3 separate regions of the Homo sapiens genome follow, and regions 2 and 3 are each linked to region 1. The links are chromatin contacts, found by Hi-C or POLR2A ChIA-PET in ENCODE. All regions are on one chromosome and are shown on one strand. The core of a region is the stretch at or near the end of the contact, and the rest is flanking DNA. Distances in the headings are between cores, read along the strand shown.

What was found. Hi-C counts contacts between places; a loop is a spot of excess contacts on that map. ChIA-PET counts read pairs that join two places held with the same protein, here RNA polymerase II (POLR2A). Pooled maps may share reads with other maps.
Region 2: a map with no recorded cell type shows a loop between it and region 1 (3-fold over the local background). The contact joins two enhancer-like sites. A Hi-C loop is called at or near these places in 1 of 37 single-sample maps with no recorded cell type and 2 of 50 pooled maps. POLR2A ChIA-PET finds 5 or more read pairs at or near these places in 1 of 52 experiments (activated T-cell).
Region 3: a loop to region 1 is called in a map with no recorded cell type, with 9 times the contacts of the local background. The contact joins two enhancer-like sites. A Hi-C loop is called at or near these places in 5 of 37 single-sample maps with no recorded cell type and 2 of 50 pooled maps.

Annotation. Positions count from the first base shown.
Region 1 is chr6:33,028,206-33,032,479 of GRCh38, forward strand. No RefSeq gene overlaps it. Among named protein-coding and RNA genes, the nearest start is that of HLA-DOA, 21 kb to the left of the region's middle. Within about 2 kb of position 1,251, at least 18 of the 41 ENCODE cell types and tissues checked have a DNase peak (open chromatin) inside an H3K27ac peak, as active enhancers do.
Region 2 is chr6:32,688,446-32,692,962 of GRCh38, forward strand. No RefSeq gene overlaps it. Among named protein-coding and RNA genes, the nearest start is that of HLA-DQB1, 24 kb to the left of the region's middle. Within about 2 kb of position 1,251, at least 2 of the 41 ENCODE cell types and tissues checked have a DNase peak (open chromatin) inside an H3K27ac peak, as active enhancers do.
Region 3 is chr6:32,608,271-32,612,826 of GRCh38, forward strand. No RefSeq gene overlaps it. Among named protein-coding and RNA genes, the nearest start is that of HLA-DRB1, 21 kb to the left of the region's middle. Within about 2 kb of position 2,026, at least 10 of the 41 ENCODE cell types and tissues checked have a DNase peak (open chromatin) inside an H3K27ac peak, as active enhancers do.

The DNA.
Region 1 (4,274 bases), core at 1-2,500:
ACACCAAACATTGATTCATCAAGGAGTCTTACCACTTTACTATACTTCCATTTCAACTCACACTCAAATTCATCACTGATAATGTCTACTTTATAAAATATTCCTTCAAAGCAGCCATTGGCCTAATCCCCAGATGATGCCATTGATCCATGACAATAGGGAGAATAATGTCTCCATCATTACTTTCTTCTCATAGTCTTTTAATTCCTTATACAGAGGCTAGTTTCAACTGCAGAAGTAACATGGGGTCCTTTGTCTATCAAACACTCCCCTTGTAACATTCATATCTGCTCTGGGACAGAAATCTGTCCTTTGGACACCAGAGTAGGAGGTTTAAGAAAGGCCAAACGTTGATACAATCCAACTGATGTAGAGTGATAAGGAAGGCAGTCAGGCAGCATGAGGAAGTGGGAGGATGGGAGTTACAGAGAATTTCTGATGTAGACAATGAGCTTCTTTTCTTTTTCTTAAGGGATTTCCACAATCCTCCACTTTGTGGTATTGGGGACAGTGGTAATGACAGGGTGGGAAGGGCAGAAGAGGCTTATTTCAAGAGGAAGCAGTAAAAGGTGGGCCTGTGAGGACCTGTTTAGCAGGCTTTAACATCCTATGTACAAGTCCTTATCTTTTGAAGTGCTCTCCTGATCCAGGCCCTGCTTATCATTATTCACAAATTTCAGTGTCTGAAATAATCCAGAAGGTGGACAATCAGACATCCACAGATTAATTGATGATTTATACTTATTCTCCCTCTCTCCCCACTCTCTCTCCCTTTCTCTTCTCTCTCTCCTCCTCTCCCTCCCCTCCCTCCCTCCCCCTCTCTCCTTCTCCATCTCTCCCTCTCCATCTCTCCCTCTTCATCTCTTCCTCCCCTTCCCTCCCCTCCCCTCTCCCTCTTCATCTCTTCCTCCCCTTCCCTCCCCTCCCCTCTCCTTTCTGTCTCTCTCAGCTCCAAAAAAGAATGATACAGAGATGCATAACACTCCTCTCTCTCCCATCTGAAAATTTAGGGATGGGGTGGGGTCCTAAGAAGCTAGCCTTAGAATCTCTTCCTCTTACTGTGGTTTCCTTAACCCTCCATCATCTCATAACTAATGATAAGTCTGAAAATGAGCTTCCGTATTAATTCTCATTATTCTGACAACAGACTCTAGAATCCAGCCATATTCTACTGTTTGGAGCCAGCCAGGGACTTTCCAAGTATTCACAGTGAAACACTGGCTTCCATGCCTGGGTCTCCCCACCCACTGCCTCTGCACTTGGTGCCTTTGAACCTCTCTTGTTCCTCTTGCCCTTGCTACTTCTGTATAGATCACAAGCTCCCTCCACACAGCTTCAGTTACACACATCCGTGCAGCAGGACCTTCTCAGGGGCTTAGTCTGCCAGAAACTAGTGACACTGCCTTTCACCCACTTTTTATTGGATAGAGAGAAATGTTACCAGAATTTCCCAGGAAAAGAGCTTCTTTGAAGTCTCTACATGCATTCAGATAAATCCTTTCCCCTGATATTTTCCCTCCATCCCCCTCCTCACAGCCCTGTTCAGAAGCCTGAACATGTCATGATGGCTGGGGCCTCAAATCCAGGGGACAATATGAGGTGAAGGTGAGCAAGGAGACAGTCTACAAAGAGGCCGTGGAAGCTGTCGGGGAAGGAGAATGTTCAAGTAGCACAGGCAATCAAACACTTCCTATTGCTCCAGGTGCCAAAGCAGGAATGAAAACCTGTCCCCTCTGTTGAATACTCTTCTTCTTCACTCCTAAAACTACACACCTGATGTTAGTCGTCAGCCCTCTTCTTATCACTCTACACCTGCTGCTCTGGAGAACTCATCCAGGCCTGTGGCTCCCTGCACGTCTACACTAGTAACCTCTGAATCCACGGTCTCCAGCACTCCCTCCTGCTCCCATCCCCAGGTGGCAGTCAGGTGCCTGCACTTGGCTATCTCAACATCAACATCACCCCAACACCTGTTTTTTCATGCATTCAAGGGAGATTTTTTTTCTCCCCAAGTTTCTTTCACCTTCCCTTTGGGGTTCCTGGAATAAATAATACAAAACTTGAGGTTCTCTTGTGATGCTGTTTGGAGTCGAGAGAGAGACAGAGAGAGAGAGATACCCCCAGGAGGGAGTTGTCCCGATTCTTTTCCATCACTCGGGAGCTAGCCCTACATCTAGTCTTACTGTTTGGAGCCTTATAAAAAGATCTCATGAGCAGCCCCCTGGGAATAGCATGTCTTTGTTCTCTGAGAGGCAATGATTTTTATCTGGACCCCACATAACTTTTCCCCAGAGAGCATCACAGTAAAAGCACATGTTTATCTTCTCTCCTTAACTTCTGACATCCTTAAATCCCAAGGAAGGGTATGGAGGGAGACAGATTGATGATTCTGTGTATTTGGGTAAACCAGGTTCCTGGCTAAAATCACTTAGTCAAAAATGCCAAGCATGGTCAAGGGAGAAGGGTTAGAGAGTCTAAAAGAATGAAATTTGGAGACAGGTAAACTTGAAATTTATTCTTTCCTTCACCTATTATTGTGTATGTGATTTGGGGTCATATTCTTAACTATAACTACCTATTGCCTCATCTTAGAATAAGGATAAATAATATCTATGTTGAAACACTGCTGTGAGCATTAGTGCTCAATAACTATTACTACTGTACTAATGCAGGTTCTTGATTTTAAACAATAGAATGCAAACTTGAATAATTAAGCAGAAAAGGCATTTATTGGAAAGGAACTAAATAGCTCATAGAGGATATGACAAAGGCAGGAGTTCTTCATAGTTGATATTGTATCTCCGTGCATTGAATCAGGAGACACATGATGTTGATTTGTTCTGTTATCAGTGATGCTAATTTTGACTACTTGATTTTAGTGGTAACTGACAGATTTTTTCAACCATAAAGTTACTATTTTCATTGCTTGATTTTCGTATATTAAACTTACCCTGTGATGCTAATTTTGACTACTTGATTTTAGTGGTAACTGACAGATTTTTCAACCATAAGTTACTATTTTCATTGCTTGATTTTCATATATTAAACTTACCCTATGTTCATAGAATAAACTCAACTTGGTCATTATTTTACCTAGTGTTATATTTAATTGACTAATAGATCTTTTAGGAGTTTTGTATCTGTGTTTAAAAATGAGATGAGCCTTACTTTTGCTTTTTTGTTTTTGTTTTTGCTTCATGCTTATGAGGATTTGGCATATTGCTGCATGAGTTGAGAAATGTTCCTTTATTCCCCCGTCTTTTGGAATCGCTTGTGTAAGGTTAGCAAATGCCTTCACTGAATATTTAGAAGAATTCACCCAATAAGATCATCTTTGCCTACAGATTTCTTTGTGGAAAGTTTTGTAATTACCAACTCAATTTCTTTAATAGATACAGGATTATGAAAATTTTTCTATTATTTCTTGAGTTCATTTTAGTAAGTGGTGTTTTCTAGAATATGTCTATTTCATCTAGCTTTTCAAATTTGTCAGCATAAAGTTATTTATAATATTTTCTATTGTAATTTTAATGTCTACAGGACCCATAATGACAGTACCTTTTTCATTCCTGATATTGGAATTTCATGCCTTCTGTCTTGTTTTAAAATCTTCCACAGTCTTGCTAAAATTTTATCAATCCTATTAGTCTTTTCAAAGAAACAAGCCTTTAGTGTTGTTGATGTTTTTCTACTGTATTATTATTTCCTATCAAATTATTTTCTTCTTTTATGTATATAATTCCCTTACTTTTACTTTTCTTGGGTTAAATTTGACATTCTTTTTCTAAGTATATGATTGATTTTCAGTATTTCTTTCTTTCCAATTAATTATATGCACTTAAGGTTGCATATAATTTTTGTCTAGACCTGACTTCAGCTTCATCTTATGTTATAATATTTTGTAATGCAAGTATAATTTGCAATATTTTCAATTTTCTTTCTTCCTTCCTTCTTTTCTTTTTCTTTCCTTTCCTTTTCTTTTCTTTCAAGACAGGGTCTCACTCTGTTGCCCTGGCTGGAGTGCAGTGGTGCTGTCATATCTCACTGCAGCCTTGGACTCCTGGGCTCAAGTGATCCTCCCACCTCAGCCTCCTAAGAAGCTAGGACCTCAGGCATGCAGCACCACACCAGCTAACTTATATTTTATTTTTCGTAGAGATAGGATCTCATCATGTGGTCCAGGCTGGTTTTGAACTTCCTAGGCTCAAGCAATCCTCTTGCCTTAGCCTCCCAAAGTACTGGGATTACAGGCATGAGCCACCACACCCAACTGA
Region 2 (4,517 bases), core at 1-2,500, 340 kb before region 1:
AGGGTATGGTGGTATGCACCTTAGTCCCAGCTACTCAGGAGACTGAGGCAGGAGAATCGCTTGAACCTGAGAGGTGGAGGTTGCAGTGAGCTGAGATCGCACCACTGCATTTCAGCCTGGGCTATTAAGCAAGACTCTGTTTCAAAAAAAATTAAAATTAAAATTAAAATTAATGTAATAGGTGCTGGTGAATCTACCAGTTCACATAGATGAGAACATAGACAATAACTTTATAATATATTCAAGTCTATTAGGTCAAGCTTACTAATTGTGTTGTTTAGATCTTTTATATCCTACTTTTGCCTTCTTGACTTATAAAGAACCCAGAAACATATATTAAAATATCATACTATAAATGGTAGATTTATTGCTTTCTACCTAAATAGTATATCAATTTTGATTCATGTCTTTGAGGATATTTTATTAGATGCACCTATATTTATAGTTGCTATGTTTTCCTTTTCTTTTCTTTCTTTTTTTAGACAAAGTCTGGCTCTATCGCCCAGGCTGGAGTGCAGTGGTGCAATCTCGGCTCACTGCAACCTACACCTCCTGGACTCAAGCCATCCTCCCACCTCTGCCTTCCAAGTAGCTGGGATTACAGACACGCGCCACCATGCCCAGCTAATTTTTGTTTTTTGCAGAGACAGGTTTTAGCCATGTTGCCTAGACTGGTCTTGAAATCATAAGCTCAAGCGGTCCACCTGCCTCAGCCTCCCAAAGTGCTGGGATTACAGGTGTGAGCCCCTGTGCCCAGCCTTTGTTTTCCTTGACTAGGTGAATGTTTATCATTATATCAGTCTTTCTGTCCTACGATATCTTTTTCCTTAAAATTTGTTTTTGACATTAATAAATAAACACCATTTCTTAGAATTAGTTTTTGCATAATATGTCCTTTCTATGTTTTACACTTAATCTCTGAAATGACTTTTATGCTTTAGGTATGTGTCTTGTAAACAGTATAACCTGAATTTATGTTTTTGCATTCAATTTGTCAGTCTCTGTCTTCTGGTCACAAGTTTAGTCTATTTGCAGTTACTAAAATTAATGAGATGTGTGGACTTTATATTATAATATTTTTCACTTTAATCTTTCCCATGATTTTACTGACTTTTTTATCCTGTTGTCACATGTCTAGAACCCATTCTAACGTGTATCAGGCCTGGGTATGCTGCCTGGAAGGTGGATGTATTTTGCCTCCTACTTTGGGATGTGTTTTCAGTCTCTGTTAAGGTTTTGGTTGCTCATTTCTGGCATCCCCTTCACACAGGAAATACCCAGATTCAGCCATTTGCAGATTTTGAAACATTGTTCTGGTTCGCTGCATATGGCCTGTCTCTGGACTCAACTCAACATCCCATGTCCTCGCTCAGACTATATAACTCTAGACCCAGCCTGTTAATATGGACTGCTTGTATTTTTTCAGAGAAACCTCTAAAAGAAATTATCAATTTCTTCAAAACATTAACTTGATAGGTTCTTTTTAAATCAAGTAATCTGTTGAAAAAAAAATTATATGGGTGCTCTAAACTATATCCCCTGGATAATCTAACCTGTAAATAGTTTGAACAGTTATCTTTTACAGCCAGAATAACAATACTAGTTAATACCAGAGGACTAATCTATGGGTAGCTCGTTTCAAAATTTACTCTGAGAGCTTAAAAGAAAATATATTTTGTAGGGAAACAAAGCATATTTTTCCAAGATCCAGTCAGTAGTGAAGGCATCTTAATAGTATCCAGGATCCTCACATGTGAAGAAAAGTGAACTAGGTAACAAATGAGAAGACTTACATACGCTTAGTTCTTGCAGGAGGAAAGGAACTATCTGGGTATGGAAAAGGTTACTAGGCAAGATTGTGATTGAAGAGAAAGGATAATGATAAAGGGGCTTTGCAGAAGCTCTGGTTAGAAGAAATAACTAATAGTAATGAATATGTATCTCTCCAACCAATGAGAAGCATATGATGAGGCAGAGTCACTTGTCTCTGGCAGTCCAAGCTACTAAGAAGCACAAATAAAATATATAGTAGCAGGGGGAGATGGGAAGGGTGAGAGAATGTAGGATAAATTACCATTCAAACTGCCGGTAGAAATATAAAATTGTAAGGAATAAATTCCACAAAAAAATACAGTGTTTTAATTACAAAAATTTACCATGCAGCATAAAGACATAAATGATTTAAGAAACATGACATGTTCAGAGATGGGAGTGTAATTTTGGGCTTGTATTTTCAAACAAAATTCATATGACAATGAGAATTCAAACAGTTTAGATTATTAAAATTAAATTTAATGAAGTTGGTAGCTATATTCTGGTTATGTACAAGAATGTATCCTTTTCTTAGGAAATACACACTGAAGTACTTAAGGATAAAGAGTTCTGATGAGTGCAATTTCAGGAAAAAAAATATATAAGTACAAAATACTATTCTTATTGCAAGTTTTCTTTAAGTTTACTTTTTTATTTTTTTTTTTTGAGCAGAATAGTTGTCCAGGTGCAGTGGCTGACTTATTTATTTATTTATTATTTTTTTAATATATATGTTTTATTATACTTTAAGTTCTAGGGTACATGTACACAACGTGCAGGTTTGTTACATATGTATACATGTGCCATGTTGGTGTGCTGCACCCATTAACTCATCATTTACATTAAGTATATCTCCTAATGCTATCCCTCCCTCCTCCCCCCTCCCCACAACAGGCCCCCATGTGTGTGATGTTCCCCTTCCTGTGTCCAAGTGTTCTCATTGTTCTTTTTTACAAACTAAAATGAAAAAATCTACATGAGGCTATAAAAATATTACCTCTATAAAATAAAAACAAAATGGAATGTAAAAAGAGACTGGACACACCATAATGTGAAGATTCTCCTTTTTTGTGTACTCATATATCCAAAAAGGAAACTTTCCATTTTGTAGTTGGGAAGTAGAGCCAAGATGTAGGAGTAGGAGGGGAGTTGAGAACCAACAATTCAGTAAAAATGCTTTCAGTCAATTCCCATCTGTACTCAAAAAAAAAAAAAAATTTTTTTTTTTGAGACAAAGTCTTGCTTTTGTCCCCCAGGCTGGAGTGCAATGGCTTGATCTCAGCTCACTGCAACCTCCGCCTCTTGGGTTCAAGCGATTCTCCTTCCTCAGCCTCCCGAGTAGCTAGGATTACAGGCACCTGCCACCATGCTTGGCTAATTTTTGTATTTTTAGTAGAGACGGGGTTTCACCATGTGGCCAGGCTGGTCTCGAACTCCTGACCTCAGGTGATCTGCCCTCCTCGGCCTCCCAAAGTGCTGGGATTACAGGTGTGAGCCACTGCACCTGGCCTCAAAATTTAAATAATTAGGTAACAAACTATGACACAATTATATACAGTCCTTCAAAACAATGTTTTAGAAAGATATTTAATGACAAAATAGAGTTGTTTACCATATGTTAAATTTAAAAGGAGTTACAAATTAGCACATTCACTGTGATCTAAAACCTCTAAATCTGTTTATGTTTTTATTTATATCTACATTTATAGCTTTGAAGCCCTCCCAATATCAACTGTCACCCAAGGTTCTAAAATACAATAAAAGTGATCTTGTTTTCTTCTGTTCTTGGTTATAATTCTAAGATGGTCTGACAAGTCTATTGTGATTGACTTTAAAAATACAGATGTTAAATGAAATCTGTATGTGGAACTATTGGTCTCAATGATATATGCAACTCTGGAAGTTGGGTACTCAGCTTTATCTAATCTCTCCCTTTGCTCACCTCCACCAGGCTTGCAACGCCCTCTACAGTCCAGGCAACAGGTACATGGTTTTCAATCCCATTTGAACTGCTTCTGGGTCTCCCTATGTTGCCTAGGCTGGTTTCATACTCCTGAGCTCAAGCAATCCTCCCACCTTGGCCTCTCAAATTGCTCAAGCATCTTCTCTGAACCCAGTTGAATAAAACTGGAAATTAATAAGAAGAGAAATTTGGGAAACTATAAAAATACATGGAAATTAAACAATATGCTCCTGAATGACCAGTGGGTCAATGAAGAAATTAAGAGGGAAATTGAAACATTTATTGAAACAAATGACAATGAAAACACAACATACCAAAACCCATGGGATACAGCAAAAGCAGTAATAAGGAGGAAGTTTATAGCTATAAGTGCCTACATCAGAAAAGGAGAAACTTTAAATTAGCAATCTAATGATGCATCTTAAAAACTAGAAAAGCAAGAGGAAACCAAAGCAAAAATTAGTTGAAGAAAAGAAAAAGTAAAGATCAGAGTGGAAATAAATGAAATTGAAAAAAATACAAAAGATCTATGAAACAAAAATTTGCTTTTTTGAAAAGTTAAACAAAATTGACAAACCTTTAGCAAGACAAACTAAGAAAAAAAGAGAGAAGATCCAGATAAATAAAATCATAAATGGAAAAGGAGACATTACAACTGATACTGCAGAAATTCAAAGGATCATTAGTGGCTACTATGAGCAACTATATGCTATAAATTGGAAAACCTAGAAGAAATGGACAA
Region 3 (4,556 bases), core at 776-3,275, 420 kb before region 1:
AAAAGGTGGAGTAGGGGCAAATTATTAGCTATGTGATGTGAGAAAGATATAATATCTGAAATTTGTAGAAAGAAACAGGTGATAGCTGTGTGGATTGCCAAGAATTCTCCCCTTTTCTAGTACGATCAATCATGCTTAATGAATGTAGAGCGTGAATCAGGATACTTGTTCTTTTTCAGACATAGGTGGAAAGTCCCTGTCCAGGACTAAATGAAAAGAAAATTGCTGTAATGCTGGATCTCATCACTAGTAGAAAACTAAAATCTGTGGTAGGGACAAAATTGAAAGGAAAGGAGAAAGAGATTGATTAAGGGTCATCTCCCCACCTGCTGGTTATAAGAAGAACGTGCAGGGACAATGATGGAAAAGAGAATCAATAGTTCCAGGGTCTCTTTAGCCATTTTTCAATTATCTCATTTAATCTTTATAATAACTCTGAAAATAACCTTTTGTACCCCTTTTGGAGGTGATGGTAGAAACATGGGAATTATATCCTGACTTGAAAAAGATAACGTTTATTCCTTTGGGGTAACATTAAAAAGTTAATGCTGCTGCAATTGTGCAAATCATTCTTCAAGGTTATGCGTTATTAGGATAAATAGGATCTGCAGATCTTGTTTCCTAGGAGTTCAAAGCCAATGTAAACTTGCTGTAATACACTGCAACAAGTGCTGCAATCGATTCGTTTATAAAATACAATAAGAGCACAAATTTGTTGGTTTTCAAACATGAGCCAAATTGTTAAAACAGTTTACACACTGGCCGGGCACGGTGGCTCACGACTGTAATCCCGGCACTCTGGGAGGCAGAGACAGGTGGATCACCGGAGGTCAGGAGTTCAAGACCAGCCTGGCCAACATGGCGAAACCCAGTCTTTACTAAAAATACAAAAATTAGCTGGGTGTGGTGGCACATGCCTGTAGTCCCAGCTACTTGGGAGGCTAAGGCAGGAGAATTGCTTGAACCCGGGAGGCAGATGTTGCAGTGGGCTGAGATCTCGCCACTGCACTCCAGCCTGGGTGACAGAGCGAGACTCTGTCTCTAAAATAATAATAATAATAAAAAAATGTTTTACACACCTACATGAACCTTAAAAATTAAAGATTGGAGCTATGTGTATGAGATAGTAACACTCATTAAAAAGGGCAAGTTTTGGTTAATTAAGACAGTAGGAGGCGTAGAGAAAATATAATGAAACGATATGTAAGGGAAACGAAGGATGAAAGATGCAGGCAGGGAGAGGAGTACTGTCTGATGGGAGTGAAGATTCTTCCTTCAGGAATGGAAGGGGATGCACAGAGTGAAGCCACCCAACAAAAACAAGACTTGTATAGCTATAGATGGAAGGGAAATCAACCAGGAAATTATTTTGGAAATCCCAGTGTAGTTACAAGTCTAGGAAGTAATAGTTAGAATGAAGAGTTTGTATTTACTGAGCACTAATATTCTCATAATCATGCTAGGAAATATCACTTGATAAAGATAGAAAGATGAGTCGTTTAAGAAGGAATACATGTCTCTTTTCAGAGGCAGTACCCGCAGGCAGTTCTCAAACCCAGAATCTGCCTCATCAGTCTCAGTTCAGGTTACTTCGTTTCAGGGAAGGCATTCCAGCTTCTTGCACTAGGCATTTCAAGAAAGAAAAGCATTCCTGGAAATCCCCAATCGGTCACAGGCATGTTTCTCCAACCAATAGGAATAGAGAATGAGGCAGCATCACTTGTCTCCAGCAGATACATCTGCTAAGAAGGTCTGATCTGATCCCAGGTCTTGGGGAGGAGGCAGGGAAGGAGCAGGATGACTCATGAGTGGTGAGAAGAATGGCTGACGATGTAGTTTCATGGAAAGAAATAAGATACCCCATGTGGAGAGACAAGATACCATATTTTGTAGTTGTGAAGCAGAGTAAAGACTGAGACTCTTAGTACTTAGTATTGGTGGGGGAGAAGAGGTTACCTGATATTTTTCATGCCTCTGTGGGAAGTCCCTGGTCAGTTTTAAAAGGGAAGGGCATGACTATGACGCTGGATTCTCCCTGCTAGTGATGCATGAGCACCTGTGGTGAACGAGATGGAAATGATGAAGAAGCCCATGATCCCACCTGCTGATTGTCATAGGACAATTTGAGGGAAAGTCACATTATCATGTGCTGATTATTTTGCTCTAGCAAAGTAGTACTTCCAGGTGTATTATCTCAATTAATCATTATTTTTGTTAACTGCTGAATGTTCAGTTCCAGGCACTCAATAAATATTTGTAAAATTAATAAATACATAAGTAGGTTACTAAGAATTAGCAATTTTAAGAGACCACTAAGAATTCGTGATTTTAAAGAGTGATTTTAAGAAATTGTAGTGATTTAAGAGATAATTATGAGGATTAAAATCCCGTTCTGCCTAAATTCAAAGCCCAGGAATTAAAATTATTAGTTTATTTGAGATCAGCAGGGTATCTAAAGTAAAATTCCAATACCCCTCTCATACAAAGTCATATTTTACTTTATCAGAGCTCCTTGGGGTTCAGTTAGTGAATATAGTTACATAGTAGAATGGGAATAAAAACACTGTATTCATGGTCATGAGGTCAGAATTCTGGCACCCAACCCACACCTTGGTCAAGTAATTTACTCTTTTGAGTGTCTGTTTCTTCATCACTAAAATTAAAGGGTTGAATTGCATGATCTCTCAAGTTAATACTTAACTCATTCCCGGACCATGATAAATACTAAAAAACATTTCATTTTTATTTCACTGTCATTAGTCATTTCAGTCACTGAAAATACAGTTCACACTGTAAACCAAAAATAAAATTTAAGCCCTTCAACCAACTAAATGGGCTCTTCTGCTTGGCCAAGGACATTTTAAAGTAAACTTGAAACACTAGTTCAGGTCACGATGGGAAGGGGAGGTTGGACTTGCATCATTATACCTTCCTCCCTCTAGAATCGAGGCACATTTGACCCTCATTAACACTAGAACAAAGACCTTGAGACTGACAAAACAGACTCTTTGTAGCAATAAGACACCAACGCAACAGATAGCATGCCCTGAAAGAAATCAAAGTATTTTATCACAAAATATAATTTGACATATTTTGAAATGGCCCTGCAAAGCTGTCTCTTGTGGGGAAAATCTACATTCTGTAGAAAATCTTCTTTCCTTTCGAGGTCTTTCCCTTGATCCAGGAGAGAATTATCTAAGCATCTGGCACTTTCTTTCTTTCTTTCTTTCTTTTTTGAGACAGAGTCTCACTCTGTCGCCCAGGCTGGAGTGCAGTGGCGCAATCTCGGCTCACTGCAACCTCTGCCACCTCCTGGGCTCTAAATGATTCTCCTGCCTCAGCCTCCCTAGTAGCTGGAATTACAGGCGCTCACCACCATGCCCGGCTAATTTTGTATTTTTAGGAGAGATGGGGGTTTCACCTTGTTGGCCAAACTGGTCTTGAACTCCTGACCTCAGGTGATCCACAGCCCTGGCCTCCCAATTCTGGGATTACAGGCGTGAGCCACCACGCCTGGCCCATCTGGCACCTTTTTAAGTTTGATAAGAAACATTTACAATCTAGTCTGTCTGAAGCCTGCTACTTGGAGGCTTCATCCGCATGATAAATAACAACCTTAGTCTCCACAACCTCTTATCTTAACCTAGACACTTCCTTCTATTGAATCCACATCTTTAGATAAATTCTCAAACAATTGCCAACCAGAAAATCTTTGAATCCATCTGTGACCTGGAAGCCCCTACTTCAAGTTGTCTCCTTTCTGGACCAAACCAATGTACATCTTATATGTATTGATTGATGTCTTATGTCTCCCTAAAATGTGTAAAACCAAGCTGTAGCCCAACCACCTTGGGCACGTTCTCAGGATCTTCTAGAACTGTGCCAGAGGCCATTGGTCACTCACATTTGGCTCAAAATAAATCTCTTCAAATATTTTACAGAGTTTGACTCTTTTTGTCGACAACTTAATGCGGGGGTTAGGGACACCAATGCCCAACACAGTCAAAAATCTTCATATAACTTTTGACTCCCTAAAAACTACCAATAGCCTACTGTTGACCAGAAGTTTTACCAATAACATAAACAGTCTAGTCATACATATTTGTATGCTATATTTATTATATACTATATTCTTATAATAAAATGAGCTAGCAAAAAGGAAATATTAAGAAAATAATAAAGAAAAGAAAATACATTTACAGTACTGTACTGTGTTTATCGATACTGTAAGTTTACATGACCTGGTTTACAAGACAAACCATGTGTCTAAAATCATGAAGAACCGCAGCTGCAGACCCACTCTATGGTACATATCAAAGAATTCAACTTTTTCCTGTAATGCCAGGACTTTTCTCTGCTCCTTAGGAGCACTTCAGCATCACTAGTGGCACTTTGTGTGGATCCCATGGTGTTATTCAAGGTTTACAACATAACGCTAAACATGAAAAATATACGAGAAACATAAGAGATCACTTTTTACTGCAATACACAATTTATGATGATTAGCATCAGGAGGCATTTTACGCACATACTTGCAACACTCGGACTTACCACAG